2 separate regions of the Homo sapiens genome follow, and region 1 is linked to region 2. Evidence: read pairs that join two places in POLR2A ChIA-PET (ENCODE). Cell type or tissue: PC-9. All regions are shown on one strand. Each heading gives the region's core, and the rest is flanking DNA. Links, peaks and the distances in the headings are about the cores only.

What was found. ChIA-PET counts read pairs that join two places held together with the same protein. Peaks named below come from ENCODE experiments on the same cell type or tissue, not always from the same donor. Only the 100,000 strongest peaks of a DNase experiment are listed, where the experiment ranks them.
Region 1: POLR2A ChIA-PET joins it to region 2 with 10 read pairs; 2 of 35 experiments call an interaction of 5 or more read pairs at or near these places.

Annotation. Positions count from the first base shown.
Region 1 is chr14:74,570,040-74,575,039 of GRCh38, forward strand. The region is part of intron 3 of LTBP2 (latent transforming growth factor beta binding protein 2); the gene reads right to left. Among named protein-coding and RNA genes, the nearest start is that of LTBP2, 40 kb to the right of the region's middle. In PC-9, for the core only: CTCF peaks have their summits at 3,516 (motif pointing right) and 3,719; DNase peaks (open chromatin) are centred at 492, 1,992, 3,152, 3,512 and 1 weaker place; H3K4me3 peaks cover 3,091 bases; H3K27ac peaks cover 5,000 bases.
Region 2 is chr14:74,785,256-74,795,871 of GRCh38, forward strand. The region is part of intron 4 of YLPM1 (YLP motif containing 1); the gene reads left to right. Among named protein-coding and RNA genes, the nearest start is that of YLPM1, 27 kb to the left of the region's middle. In PC-9, for the core only: no CTCF peak of the experiment used is centred there; no DNase peak of the experiment used is centred there.

The DNA.
Region 1 (5,000 bases), core at 1-5,000, 220 kb before region 2:
AAAGGGAATGAAAATGCAAGGCAGGGCCTAGGGACCTGGCAAGTGCTACAGGAGATTGGAGGAGGGGCTGGAGGAAGGGGAGGAGAGACACCTAGGCTGAGGGGATTGAGCTAGGACTCTTTCCCAAAGCCACAGCAAACCTGGTATACAAACATCTCACCACCACTAACTTGGCCATGAGATGCTCACCTCCTGAACCCTTGAGTTCCCAGCTCATGGCCTTCAGGACCCTTCCACCCTCCATGATGCGCCCCCACACATGCCCATGCACAAGCTTAGCAGGTCTGGCTTATTGAACAGCAAACACAGGCCTGACTCCAGATGTGTTTACCCCACTCGTGGGCCTGCCCCGACAAGCACACTGTAGACTAAGGCAGCTAGGGACCTGGGTCAAAGATACACTTTCAGGAACTGGCCAAAGTCCCAGCCTGCCCTTTCCGCTCTCACAGGGGCTGGAAATTTACCCCGGGGCCATAAACAAAAGGAGATTTCTATGGGAACTAGGGCCCCAACCTGGAAAGCTTCCATTCAGCAATCTAGCAGCCCAAATCTGTCAACCTATGATGTGCCAGGCCTCTGCTAAGGCATTTTATTTTTTTATTTACTTGATTAGTACAGCAACCCTATGATACAGGAACTAGTGTCCCCATTTTACAGAAGAGAAAACTGAAGCACAGGGAGCCTGCTAACTTGCCCGGGGTCATCCCCAGCAGGGAAGTGCTGGGCCAGGGTCTTCAGGCTGAGCTCTGTCTGCCTCTGGGGGATGAGATTCCCTTCCCCACCCTGCTGCTCACCCTTGGCTGTGACCAGAAACCTCCCAGGTCTGGAAACACCTTCAAGTGCTCTGGGCAAATTCTCAAAGTTTCTGATGACCGCTGCTGCATTTCTGAAAGGCTCAGATAACCCCCGAGGCAGGGGACAAGTAAGAGTGGGTACGGTGAGACTTTGAACAAATGTACAGAACCATGAACCAAATAAACCACTTTTCTTTATATTAAAAAAAAAAAAAAGAGTGGGCACGGTGGCTCATGCCTGTAATCCCAGCCCTTTGGAAGGCTGAGGTGGGCGGATCACTTGAGGTCAGGAGTTCGATACCAGCCTGGCCAACATAGTGAAACCCCGTCTCTACTAAAAATACAAAAATTAGCTGAGCATGGTGGTGGGCACCTGTAATTCCCCAGTTACTTAGGAGGCTGAGGCAGGAGAATTGCTTGAACCTGGGAGACAGAGGTTGCAGTGAGCCGAGGTCATGCCACTGCACTCCAGCCTGGATAACAGAGCGAGACTCCATCCTCCTCCCCACCAAAAAAGACTGGGTGTCATTTATAGAGGACCAAAAATGTGCCAGATGCACTTACGTGGATTAGTCAATCCTTCTGACAATTCCATAAGGTAGCAATGATCATCCCCAGCCTACAGATGAGAACACTGAAGCTCACAAGGTTAAATCACTCACTGTAGGCTGCATAGCTAAGTGGTGGAGCTGAGATTCAAACTCAGGTTTATTTAAGACATAAATTATTTCACAATTCTGCCCTCACACGCTACTGCATTTTGTGGAGCCTCTGACCTTGTCCCAAGAACATCAAAAAAGAAAGAAATGTGGAATTAATTTTTCTCCCCTGGAAGGGCGTGGCCTGGCTGGGGTCTTGAGAGGATACCGCCAGACCCCTGCAGATGCAGACTCCCTCAAGTGGCCTCTGCTGCGGGCACTCGCGGGTGGACATGTTACATCGTGGGCAGGGCTGAGGCTCCAGGAGGAAAATGCAGCGTAGGCGACATCTGGAAGCAGAAATGTGGTAGCTCCAGAAGTTTTCATCTGTAATCTTTGTTTTGCAAGGAACAGGGATTTTTTTTCTTTTCAAAAAGTACTCCACTTCCTTTTAGACCTTTCACAAATATTTTTGTAGGAGAAATAAGGAGAAAAAAAAAAACCCACAGAATGCTTGTCGCAGCTACTCACTTCCACCATGAATCACAGACACAAAACCACAGCTATGTGGCTAGCAAAGCAACTATGTGTTTTCACATTTCATTATTGGGAATCATTTAGCAATCTTCCCGGTGTCATCTGCAGACAGATAGACACAGACAGACGAATACACCCCTCTGGGTCCCAAGCAGCCTCATACAACACAGTCATCAGATGACTTTGCAGTTAATCCATTTTCCCCTTCTAATCCTTTTCTGGGAAATTATCCTGCCAGGTTTAAATCTTCCCCTTTAGCCCTTCTGCAGAGGTGGGGTGTGTGTGTGTGTGTGTGTGTCTGTGTGTGTGTGTGTGAGAGAGAGAGAGAGAGAGTGTGTGTGTGTGCATGCGCCATGACAGGGGGAGGAGGAGGAGTGCCGAGACACTGATTCAGTTAATTTCACAAGTGGAAACAAGTGTATGTTTCAGAATGCCTCCCTTTTTTTTTTTTTTAAACTGTGATCATACTTTGCTAAAGTTATTTTCACCTGGGAAGCTCACAGTGCCTTTTCTGACCGTGGCAAATTAATTAACTGATGGCAGATTTAAAGATGGAGTAACTGGAAAAACTACCGGACCCATAAATCAGAAACCTCCTTTATGTCCTGGACAAGAGGTGAAACCTGATACATATTTGAAAAACTTGAGCTCAAAAGGAGAATTCACGGAGCCTGAAAAAATCTCCATTATGACTTTTGAGACATGTTCTCTCCACAGCTTCCACCCACGCCCCGCCACACACACACGCATACACACACATACCCCCGCAGAGGGAGACCCTCACTGAGTGAGCAGCCAGTTCTGTAAAAAGCAGCCGGATGGGGCGAACCTTCCCTGGGCCATCTGAAAAAGAGCTTTGCCAGTCTTTCCTCTCTTTTCTTGCTTCATTGCTCCCAGCCTCTTCCTTTCAAACAAAAATCCTACAGGATTTAAGTTGGCTAGATGCTATGAACATAGCTACAAGCTTGAAATGTTTATTGTCACTAGTTATTTTAAGTCCGGTGCTGGAAACTGTATACATTAACATTTTAATGAGGCCGAATGCTGCTCCAGGCTCTCACCGACTTCTGTAGTTTTCTGAAAAGACGCTGGATACCTTGCCTAACCCAGTACTCTGCAGTTTCCAAGCCAAGCTGGATGTTTCCGCACTTGCCTACGCTCACATGCCCTGGAGGCTGGTTCGCACAATGACTATAATCACAAGTTCTGAAGTCGAGGAGAGCTAGGCTGGAATCGCCCTTACCCTCAGTGTCCTCATTGCAAAGTGGGAGTCATGGGAATACCCTCCTCACAGGGTCATGGCAAGGACTGGCAAATGTGCTGAAGATCTTCCACTTGCCCCTGGATCCCTCTCCATCCCACTCTGAGTCCTGGGAGATTCCTTTGCCCTCTGCCTTCTGGTCCAGTTCCATCAGTGGGGAACTGTGGCAGGAGGTCAGAGGGCAGGAGAAGGGTGAGTGGAGGTGCAGATCCTCCCAGCTCCCTCGCAACAGGTACTGCAGGTGAGCAGTGGCTGCATTCCTCCACCAGAGGCCGCAGCCCTGTCCATGGCCCTCTCCTATAGCCTGAGCTACCCTGGGTTCTTATGACTGCTGGTCCCTTGCCCCTTTAGACCTGGAGGGTAAGAGCTTGCCTACGTAACTACCCTGGGATACTCCACCATTATTCATTGTTTTCTCTTGACTCTGCCAGTGCTTTTGTAAATAAATACATCGAGTGTGCCATCCCTTTCCTGCTGGAACTCTAACTGACCCAGACAAGAAAAAGTATTTGCTATCGAGTACTGAGCACTTACCTATGTGAGCCGGCACTTTATCCACATTCCTTTGTGTTATTCTGACCACAGCTCTGCGCAGCCAGTATTGGTATCATCAGTCTTTCACATTGAGACTCGGGGAGGTGAAAGAACACACTTGATAGCACGACTGGGGAGTAACCGAGTCAAGTGGAACCGGGATCTGTCTGACTCGTGGCCCATGCTCTTAGCCACTGTGCCGAGCTGTCCCCAGTATTAAATTAGGTGGTGCCTGTAAACTGTCAGCTTATTCAATAAGGCTCCATCAATGGTGGGTTAGAACAACAACCACACATACAATCGAAAACACCCACAGTCCTAAATGTTACTTTAGCATAACCCTAACCCAACCCTGACCACAATCCTAAGATTAAAACCTCACCCTAATGCTGCACTGCTAAAGTTATTCCTCTAATCTTACCCTAACCACTACCGTACTGTTAAATAGAATGTCACCCTAACCACAACCTTAGTGCTAGTCAATCTTAACCCAAACTTCCGCCATGGTAACCATAATTCTAAGCACACCACTAAGGCCATGATGAGCTCTGGGGAACCTCTGCACCCCTGTGCTCCTGGGTGCTGGTCCCTGTGCTATGCCATTTATACTCCACTATTTGGACACGACACAATTGACCAAAAGACATTTGTACAACATCCATGTCCTGCATGTCACTGAGCTGGTGACTCTAAAGTGGGGACAGCAAGGAGGAAAAGAATAGGGTAGGAATCTAGCACAATGCCTGAAACACAGCAGGGTGCAATAAATCCTACTGATGATGAAGATGATGATGATGAACTGGAAAAGGTAGCTTTCCCCATCACCGAACTGTAGGCTCTGGGAGGACAGAAGGTGAATAGCTCGTATCTCAGAGATTTGTTTAGGGCTGGACCTGGGGCAGGGCTGGGAGGAGTCCTCTCCTGAAACCAAACCCAGGATGCGGTCCATATATTCCTCAGCTCTGGGAGAATACTAAAAAAGGGAGTCACTAGGTTGTCATCAGAGAGTTTGAGATCTTCTTGGGCCAGATGTCCGCCTTCAGGCTCAAATGGGAGAAGGGGGAAGGTAGGAGGAAGTGTGTAGAAAGCAGACACCATTTCCCTTGAATCTGCCCAGTGCCCCATGTGGGGAGAAGGCGGGGCCTCCTCCCCTGAGCACTCAGAGGCCTGAGCTCGGCATCCTCACCAACCCAGAGATGTCTGCTCTGTGCCCAGCATGAGAAAAGGAAGAGGTTG
Region 2 (10,616 bases), core at 3,178-8,177:
TTGGTCAATGATGATTATATTGTTTTAGGTATGTGATATCCCTCTTCAGCATTTTCATCTGCAGCTTTGATAAGGATGGCTTTTTAATCCTTGAATTGGATCCTACTCACATTATCCACCTTGTTTTGAAAACGTTTCCCCTAACTAGCTTATGTCATTGCCATTTCAGTCACCCCCTGCTGCTTTTGCTCACTCAGCCCTTATAGAGTATAGTTTGGGACTGTTACCCAGGCATAGTTCTTTTTCTCCAGTGTAACTAGGTAAAAAATCAGTGGGAAGCTGGTTAGTGAGTGAACAAGACTGAGGTAAGAATAATCTATACTATTAAGGAAACCTGTGAACTTCTTGTATTTCTAATTCAGATTTTGCTATCAAACATATAACTGATATGAGAAGCCACTTTTTTTAAATAATCAAAGCTGATTAGAAAAACAAGAGTTTAGAACACAACTAAACAAATTTACTGATAACATGCTGTTACAAATAAAGTACTGTAAATGGCTTTGAGTTTTTGCAAAATCCAGATTTAAGCTGCTTTATAAAAACGAGATTTCTAAAAAGTCATGTGACAAAACTGCATGACATGTAAATAACATATCACATTGTTGAGAGTCTAGGGGAGCTGTTTTGACACTGTGTATATCATTGGATTCACTCAGTCTTCCAGAAGACTACCGTTGGTCCAGAAAACTGTCATATCAATGGATGTTGGTTTTCCAGGACCTTTTTTTTCACATATAATAAAACTTATTGAAACGTAACAGAGAAGTGCACAATTTTAAGTGTTCAGCTTAGTGAATTTTCACAAAATAAAGACACACATTGGCCAGGTGCGGTTGCTCATGCCTGTAATCCCAGCACTTTGGGAGGCTGAGGGGGGAGCGGATCATGAGGTTAAGAGTTCGAGACCAGCCTGGTCAATATGGTGAAACCCCATCTCTACTAAAAAATACTAAAATTAGCTGGCATGGTAACATGCGCCTGTAGTCCCAGCTACTTGGGAGGCTGAGGCAGGAGAATTGCTTGAACCCGGGAGGCGGAGGTTGCAGTGAGCCAAGATCGTGCCACTCTACTCCATCCTGGGTGACAGAGTGAGACTCCGTCTCAAAAAAAAAAAAAAAAAAAAAGGCACACATGGTATCACTACTAGATCAAGAAATAGGAATTACTGGTGCCCAAGAAATCTCCCTCATCCCCCTCAGTTATTTTCTAATACCCCAAAGATAACTGCTATACTGAGCCATAGATTAGTTTTGCCTATTTTTGAACTTCATGTGAGTGAAATAATACTGTATGTACTCATGAGTCTGGCATCTTTCACTTGACATTGTATTATTGTGAGAGTCATCCATGTTGTGTGTAGTAGTAGTTTATTCCCGTTCCTGTACAATAGTTCATTGTATGAATATAACACAATCTGTTTATCCATTTTAATATTAATGGTCATTGAAGTTTTTTGGTTATTATGAAAAGTGCTGCTGTGTGTCTTTTGATGCTGTATGTGTCCCTTTAGATGTATGTGTTTGTTTGTGTGTGTTTAATTTTGTTTGGATATCTATTAAGGATTGGAATTGCCTGATTATAGAGTATATACATGTTCTGCGTTAATGGGTATTGTTAAACATTTTTCCAAAGTGGTTGTTTCAGTTTATATTCTCACCAGCAGTGTTTCAGTGTTTCAGTTTTTTTGCATCCTTATCAACACTTGGTATTGTTAAACTTTTAAGGTTTAGCAATCCTAGTGGATGTTTAGTGGTATCATGATAATGGATTTAATTTACATTTCCCTGATGACTAATGAGGTTTCACTTTTTTTATTTGATTATTGTTAATTTGTATTTCCTCTTTTATGAAATGCTGATTCAAGTCTTTTTCCCATTTTTTGACTAGGTTTTATGTCTTACTGATTTTGTAGGAGTTCTTTGTGAATTCTACACATCAGTTTTTTATCCATTATATGTATTACAAATTTCTCACTGCAGGACTTTTTATTTTCTTAATGAGCACTTGAATGTAAACGCTGCATGCTGGGTACAGTGGCTCATGCCTGTAATCCCAGCACTTTGGGAGGCTGACGCGGGCAGATCACTTGAGGTCAGGAGTTTGAGACCAGCGTGGCCAACATGGTGAAGCCCCAGCTCTACCAAAAATACAAAAATTAGCTAGGCATGGTGGTGCACGCTTGTAATTCCAGCTACTCGGGAGGCCGAGGCACAAGAATCACTTGAATGCAGAGGTGGAGGATGCAGTGAGCCGAGATCGAGTCACTACACTCCAGCCTGGGCGACAGAGTGACAGAGCGAGAACGAGATTCCGTCTCAAAAAAAAAAAAGAAACTAAACGCTGCAGTAAGACAGTTTGATCTCAGTATAGTAGAAAAGTAGTCTTTACCGTTTACCTTTTAGGTCCAATGGACCCTTTGTATTTTAAAGTTTAAAGTAATTTTACAAATAATTTACAGAATTTAAGAATAAAGGGGCCGGGCATGGTGGCTCACATCTGTAATCTCAGTACTTTGGGAGGCCTAGGCGAGCGGATCACTTGAGGTCAGGAGTTTGAGACCAGCCAGGCCAACATGGGAAAACCCTGTCTTTACTAAAAATACAAAAATTAGCTGAGCATGGTTGTGCACACCTGCAATCTCAGCTACTCAGGAGGCTGAGGCATGAGAATTGCTTGAAGCTGGGTGGCAGAGGTTGCAGAACTGCACCACTGTACTCCAGCCTGGGTGACGGAGTGAGAGTCTGTCTCAAAAATAAAAATAAAGGGATAGTGAAAAAAATGTTAAAGACAAACTCTTTTCATCCATTAAATTTGGGCACACAAACATCTTAAAAGATGAAATAATTCTGTCACATACCCTTTTTTTTTTTCTTTTTTTTTGAGATGGAGTCTCGCTCTGTCGCCCAGGCTGGAGTGCAGTGGCGCAATCTCAGCTCACTACAAGCTCCACCTCCCAGGTTCACGCCATTCTCCTGCTTCAGCCTCCCAAGTAGCTGGAACTACAGGTGCCCACCGCCACGCCTGGCTAATTTTTTGCATTTTTAGTAGAGACGGGGTTTCACCGTGTTAGCCAGGATGGTCTCGATCTCCTGGCCTCGTGATCCACCCGCCTCGGCCTCTCAAAGTGCTGGGATTACAGGCGTGAGCCACCGCGCCTGGCCTTCTGTCACATATCCTTTTAGCAAATTGAGATGGTCCAGGTTCTTGCCACAAAATATGTGATAAGATAAGGTCCTTCCTGTTTAATAACTAAGTGAATTACCACACCACATTTCCTTTCTGTTCTTAGAAATATATTGTCAGCTGGGCATGGTGGCTCACACACCTATAATTCCAGCCCTTTGCGGGGCTGAGGCAGGAGGATTGCTTGAGGTTAGGAATTTGAGACCAGCTTGGGCAACATAGTGAGACCCTGTCTCTACAAAAAGTAAAAAATTAGCCAGGCTTGGTGGCATGTGCCTGTGGTCCCAGTTATGTGGGAGGCTGAGGTGGGAGGATCGCTTGAGCCTGGGAGGCCAAGGCAGCAGTGAGCTGTGCACTGCACTCCAACGTAGGCAACATAGTGAGATCCTGACTCAAAAAAAAAGAAAGAAAAGAAACCGTAAGGCTACAAGTATTATTATTTACTTTTTCTTCTTTTATTTCTTTAACCTTTTATTTTTAAATCAATACTCCATATAAAACTGATTTTATATAGCGTGAGGTAGGGGTCAATGTTTATTTTTTCCGAATAACTATCCAGTTCACCCCAACACCATTTACTGAAGAAGTCATCCCTACTACTTTGCAGTGACTTCATCATAAATTCAATGTTTAAATGAGTTTGTTTCTGGACTCTCCATTCCTGTGGTCTATTTGTCTGTCTTTGCATTAGTGTCATATTTTAATTACTGTAGCTTTACAATAAATTTATCTGTTAGTGTAGGTCCTCCAATTCTGTGCTTCTAGATAAGGGATTGGCAAGCTTTCTTTTTTATTTTTTCTTGAGACGGAGTCTCAGTCTGTCACCCAGGCTGGAGTGCAGTGGCGCTCACTGCAACCACTGCCTCCTGGGTTCAAGCGATTCTCCTGTCTCAGCTTCCCAAGTAGCTGGGATTATAGGTGTGCACCACCATGCCCGGCTAATTTTTGTGTTTTTAGTACAGATGGGGTTTCACTGTTTTGGCCAGGCTGGTCTCGAACTCCTGACCTCAGGTGATCCATCTGCCTTGGCCTCCCTGGGTGCTGGGATTACCGGTGTGAGCCATCATCCCTGGCCTGGCAAGCTTTTTATAAAGGGCCAGGTGGTAAATATTTGTAGGCCTTGTGGGTCACATTTGGTCTCTGTTAAATATTTTTCTTTCTTTTCTTTTTTTTTTTTTTTTCACATTTAAAAAAAATTTTATTGAGGCAGGGTCTTTACTCTGTTGCCCAGGCTAGAATGCAGTGGCAGGATCACAACTCATTACAACTTTGACCTCCTGGGCTCAAGCAGTCCTCCCACATCAGCCTCCCATGTAGCTGGAACTGTAGATGTGTCCCACCATGCTTGGCTACGTTATTTTTTGTAGAGATGGGATCTGCCTGTGTTGTCCAGGCTGGTCTCAAACTCCTGGGCTCAGGCCATCTGCCCACCTTGGCCTTCCAAAGTGTTGGTATTACAGACATGAGCCACCATGTGCAGCCTTTTTTTTTTTTTAAACCTTCAAGAATGTAAAAAAGATCACTTTTAACTGTATTTGGAACATAGGCCATAGTTTGCTGACCCCTGTTCTAGATTGTCTTGATTATTCTTATTAGAATCAGCTTGTCAGTTTTCAAAAACCTGCTAGAATTTTGATGAGCATTGCATAGAATCCATTGACCATTTGGAGGAAGAATTGAAATCTTTATAATATCAAGGCTTCTGATCAGTCACAACTATGTTTTGACTGGCTTTAGGATTGGAATTGTGGACTTTTTCCATTCTATAGCTATCTTACTAGGATTAGTAAGGGACTGTGAGTGCTATAGGTTTTCTTTATATTTCCATTTGTTATGGTTGTTCTTGTTTATAGTGATAACTTATCTTTGGGAATTTTAATTTTAGGACCTTGGTTATACATATTTAGAAAACAGGTGCTATTTCACGTGAAAAGAAAACAGGAAGGAATTTAATTCCAAAATTTGGTATCTTGTAATTCCCATGGTTTGTTAATTTTAATATGTTTCTGCAAATAGTATAATACATAAAATACCTTCTTTAAAAGTATTTGTATAACTGCATCATACCTCTTAGGTTTTTACATTTTGGAGTTTTATATCAAATTTTGAAATTTTTATAATTCTAAGGTATTTATACCTAGTTTTAGGGGTTTTTTAAGAGATTTATAACACACTTAACTATACAAATAAACACTTTCTAAATACTTAAAACCAGATATTTGCTTATTTTTCTTTTTATCTTACCAAGGTACAATGCATGCGTTTTTATGTGATTGTATTTAGTGAATTTATGTAATGTTTCTACTATATTTTAAATACATGTTTTTATATGTCAAAAGGGTCATAGTATTTCATTATATTTAAAGGTGGCTTATTTTCATACAGATTTTTAATATGAGTATCTCTTGATATATTTGTTACAAAGCCTTAAAAGGTCTCTAGTTTTATAAATGAAAACGGTTTTGAGTCTGTCATTTTGTAACATCTTTGAACTTTGAAAATTTGAAAGTCCAGTAATAGACAGGTGCAGTGGCTCATGCCTGTAATCCTAGCGCTGTGGGAGGCTGAGGCAGGTGGATTACTTGAGCTCAGGAATTTGAGACCAGCCTGGGCAACTTGGTGAATCCGCATCTCTACCAAAAATACAAAAATTATCCGAGCCTGGTGACATAAAAAATTAGCCAGGCATGGTGGCAGGCACCTGTGGTCCCAGCTACTCGGGGGACTGAGGTGGGAGGATCACTGGAACCCAGGAAGTCTAGGCTGCAGTGAGCTAGGATCATGCCACTTCATTCCAGCCTGGGTGACAGAGTGAGACCCTGTCTCAGAAAAGGACAAAAAAAAATCAAATAGTGATAAATATTTGCCATTTATATGTAGTGTTGAAAGTGTATTTCAAATGGTTTCAACAATTTCTGGCCCCCAGAATGAAAATAAAATGATGGGCCTTGGCTGTTGATCAGCAATTTGGTCTGAAAACAAAGCACCCTACCCTTTCAACCCTTCTGCCATGTCCTCTTATCTGCACACCTTTTAATGCCTCCTACTTCCTTTGTCCTTTCTTCTGGCTTTTACACATGCTCTTTTCTTTGTCTGGAATTCCCTTCTTGCCATTCTTTGCTTTATTTATTCCTATTTTTCCTGCCCTGGGGCAGCACTTCAGTAATTACAGATTGGGATTATTTAATGAAATCAGACATTGGGAATACTTTGGTTAGCAAGACAAACATGTTCCATATTTATCAAATTCTGTTCTAATTGTTGAGTTAATTGTCTCACTCTTCCTGTGGACAGTGAACTCCTTGAGGTTAGGCATGACTCTCTTTTTAGCACCAGCTCATTACCTGACAATCAGTATGTGTTCAGTGAAAGTTGCTTCTTCCAAAATGTCAGTCATGGATAAAATTCTCAAGGCATTCACAATTTTGTTAGGAAGGGACTTTGCTCATATTTAGAATTTGATTAGAATACTAGATAACATGTTAATAAGGTCTCTCATGGACTCTTGTACATTGTGGAAGATAGTCTTCTTTTATCACTTATGTGAACAAATAATTGCTACATTTAATACATAGCAAATGATTTTATACAACTTTAATGATCTGATATATTATTGAGGCACTTTAAATTAATAAGTGTAATTCCGAGAAAGGAACCACACCTTCACAAGCCCTAAAGCGGCATACTTTTTTTTCCTTCTGTAAATATATACTCTCCATCCTTAGCATTGTGATGTATATACTTTGACAAGTTTCTGGTCACCTTCTTTCGCCTTTGCCCATTATAGCTCTGCCAAGCCTTCACTACTTCGCATAGACCATCTACTCTAGTGCTGCTTTCTCAATCTTAGCAAACATTTTTATTTTGCATTATATTTATAATTTAGCTTCCTGCCTTACAGGAAATCAAGTTTACCTATCAAGCCCAGTAAAACATCTCACTTCTAACCCTTAGCTTTACTTAGCATGCTCATAATCTTGTAGTCTCAGGAGAAGCGGCCCTTCTGATGAGAGCTAATCCTCTCTCTGTGCCCTTTAAAGAGATACAGTTTACATTTTTATCAAAGTGATTCATATGCATGGTTTAAAAAAATTGGGCCAAATGGCCACCCACTGCTCCATGCCCTCCAAATGTTTTTGCCAATGGCATCCTCTTTCAATTATTTAGCTGTTTCTTTTGGTCGCCATCTTCATAGCACTAAATAATTATGTTGCCCTTTTCACTACTTAAACACTTACACATTTTAGATATTACATATTTATTTAACTGTCCTGAAAAATAAAGTTTTCGTTCTTCCTCAACACTCTGCCATATGGGTGTTAACTACAGCATTCCCCTTGCTGACCCTCCGGAATGTGATTTGCTGTTTATCGAATCTCATGGCTTCCTGTTACCATTCAGTACCTCCATTTCCTGGAGTGCATGCTCAAGTAACTTGCTAAGGAAGTGTGGGTGAGGGGTAAATTTTCTGAGTCGTCCTGTATCTGACAATGTCTTTATTCTAATCTCACACTTACTTGCTAATTTGGATATAAAATATGATGTTGAAGATAATTATTCCTCAAGGTTTTAGGATCATTGTTCTATTTTGTTCTATCACATTGTGTAGGTGTTATACTGTTCTGATTCTTTTCCTGTTTTGGTGACCTCCTCTCTCCCAAACTTAAAAAATCTCTGGTATTCTGAAATTTCAGTGTTTTTTGTTTGCTTATTTAGTTTTATTATTAATTGTACTGAGTAGTCAGTATGCTGGCCCCTTTCTGTCTAGAGATTGGAATCTCTTAACTTTGGGACATTTCTTTGTGCTATTTCTTCATTCATTTTTTTTCTCTCGTTTTCTGTTTCTGGAACTCTTCATTAGTAGGATTTTGGATCTGTTGGATTGATTATCTTTGTGCCTTTTATCTTACATTTTGTTGTACTTCCTGAGATACTTTAACTTCTAGTCCTTTATTGCATCTTTTATTTTGAGAATTGGAAATTTTTTTTTCTGTGGTTCTTCTGGCGTTGATCTTTTTTATAAATAGCACATTGTTCTTGATTTATAGATGCAGTCTCTTTAAGAATCTCTCTGAGGATAACAATTTGAGTTGAAAGTTCTTTTCTGCTTTTTGCATTCTGTTTTCTCCAAATTCAGATCCTATTTATTTATCTTTAGTTTTTCTTTCATTTTGGACGTGTTCCTCAAATATCTAGCAATCCTTGGCTGTGCATTTATGTTTAAGCATGGAAGACACTGACAAACTGATTGGGAGCTCTGTGTATATGAGAGGGGCTTGTTACCTGTCAGGTTTCTGCTTTATGTGAATAGGGTAAGGAACTGTTACTACTGCTAGGGGACTCTCAAATTCAAGGATTTAAGAGACATTCAGCCTAAGGAAAGGCTGGTTGATGGTTCCGAATATAGATTTACGTATTTTTAGCCCCAAGTTTTACTCCTTTCCTTCCCTAGCACCCCCTAGTGTCTGAGAATCCTGACCTTCTCTGAGGTTCTCTGGGCAAGCCAGCCTTCTTTTGATTTTATCCCTTTCTGCCATCAGTACTCTAAACTGGTTTCTTCCTGCTCTGTAAGTTACCACTCATATTTGTTCTTTGTCTTTCAGAATGTACAAACAAGATTTTCATCTTCTGATTACCTCCTCTCTCTGTTTATTATGGGTTTGTGTATTTTTGAGTTCCTTGCAATGGGTTTGTAAAAGGTCAACTTGGCTGAGCTAAACTCCATTTCCCAAAATTCCCTTTCTCTCTCTTTTTTTTTTGAGACAAAGTCTCACTTTGTCACCCAGGCTGGAGTGCAGTGGCACCACCTCAGGCTCACTGCATTCTCCACCTCTTGGGTTCAAGTGATTCTCCTACCTCTGCCTTCCGAGTAGCTGGGATTATAGGCACACGCCACCATGCCCAGCTTAAGTTTTCTATTAGTAGAGACAGGGTTTCACCATGTTGGCCAGGCTGGTCTCTAACTCCTGACCTCAAGTGATCCACTCGCCTCCGCGTCCCAAAGTGCTGGGATTACAGGCGTGAGCCACCGTGCCTGGCAGTCTTTCCCATATGTTTCTGATTAGGTTGGGTCACAGGGAGATTTTCACACCTAACATGAGACATTTATTGCTGGACAACCAAAAACATTCTCTTTCCCCAGAAAAGCACACAAAGTCTTTTTTTTTTGTCTTTAAGATAATATTAGTTCATCCTTCTCCACCTGATTCACACTCCCTCTTTCATGTTCTGTAACTTAAATACTGAAATATAAGGTTAACTCTTATTAACACATGTTAGATAATAAGGAAGAAAACTAATGAACCAAAAAATATTTGGTTAATACACACACACACACACACACACATATTTAAACACAAATATATCAAATTAAGGAAGAAATATTTGTAACTATTGTAGTCCATATTTCTGCAATGGTCATGTGGTCATAGCTGGTATATATGTTCTTCCACTACTCATTCCATATTCCCTTTGCTCTAAGTAAGTACTTCAGCCAGTTCGGATTCCTTGCCTCATGGGGTGACCCAGGCTTTCATTCTTGAAAGATATGGGCTATTAGCAGTTCTTTCTGAATTACTTCTGCTGTTTGCAGTTCTACAAAACCCTTTGCAATTTTCCGTGGACTTGAATCTCAGGACATGGGAAATACTAAGAGATGTCCTAGAGGATCTCTTGCATTTCAGACACACTTCACTTCACCTGTATTGTGCAATAGTCACTCAAATTCCTCTTGAAAGTTAGGGTCAGTTATCCCCAGTGAATACAGTAACCCTCTCCATTGCCTCTTGATTTGGAACTTCAGAGTAAAGTTGGGGTCTCAACTTCAGGTTAGTGGAATCATTTGTTGTGTCCCCTAGTGGATGTGTTCGTCTCTTTGAAACTAGACTTTTAGAACAACAAAGCCTAAAGTCACAGGGATAGGAAATAAATATTTTGCCAACACTGAATTTATTAGTCTTCATTGATTTCCCAAAGAAATGAAAGAAAAAGCCTCCTAGCACTCATTAAAAGTCATGAAAGGCATCACTGTCTACTACTCAGTCACCTAAGCCAGAAACCTTGGAATCATCTTAAATTCTTCCCTTACAACTATCATTTTATTTCTACTGGTGACAAAATCCTATCAATTCTACCTTATTTTACATCTCTCACTTTTATCCCCTCCTCTACATTCTCATATCAGTCACTGCCTTAGACTAGGCATCACCTTCACTTACCCAAATTGTAAAGATGATCTTTAAACTTTTTGTCTCTGTCCACTATTTTTCTGCTAAAGCAATCTTTTAAAAATCAGACTATATTTAGTGGCTCTAAGTGCTTATAAGGTAACACCAAACTCCTTAACCAGCTGAATTAATTTATCTGTTATAATCGAGATCCAAGTCAGATGGCTTTAACAAGTTAGAAGTTTATTCTCTCTTAGGACTTAG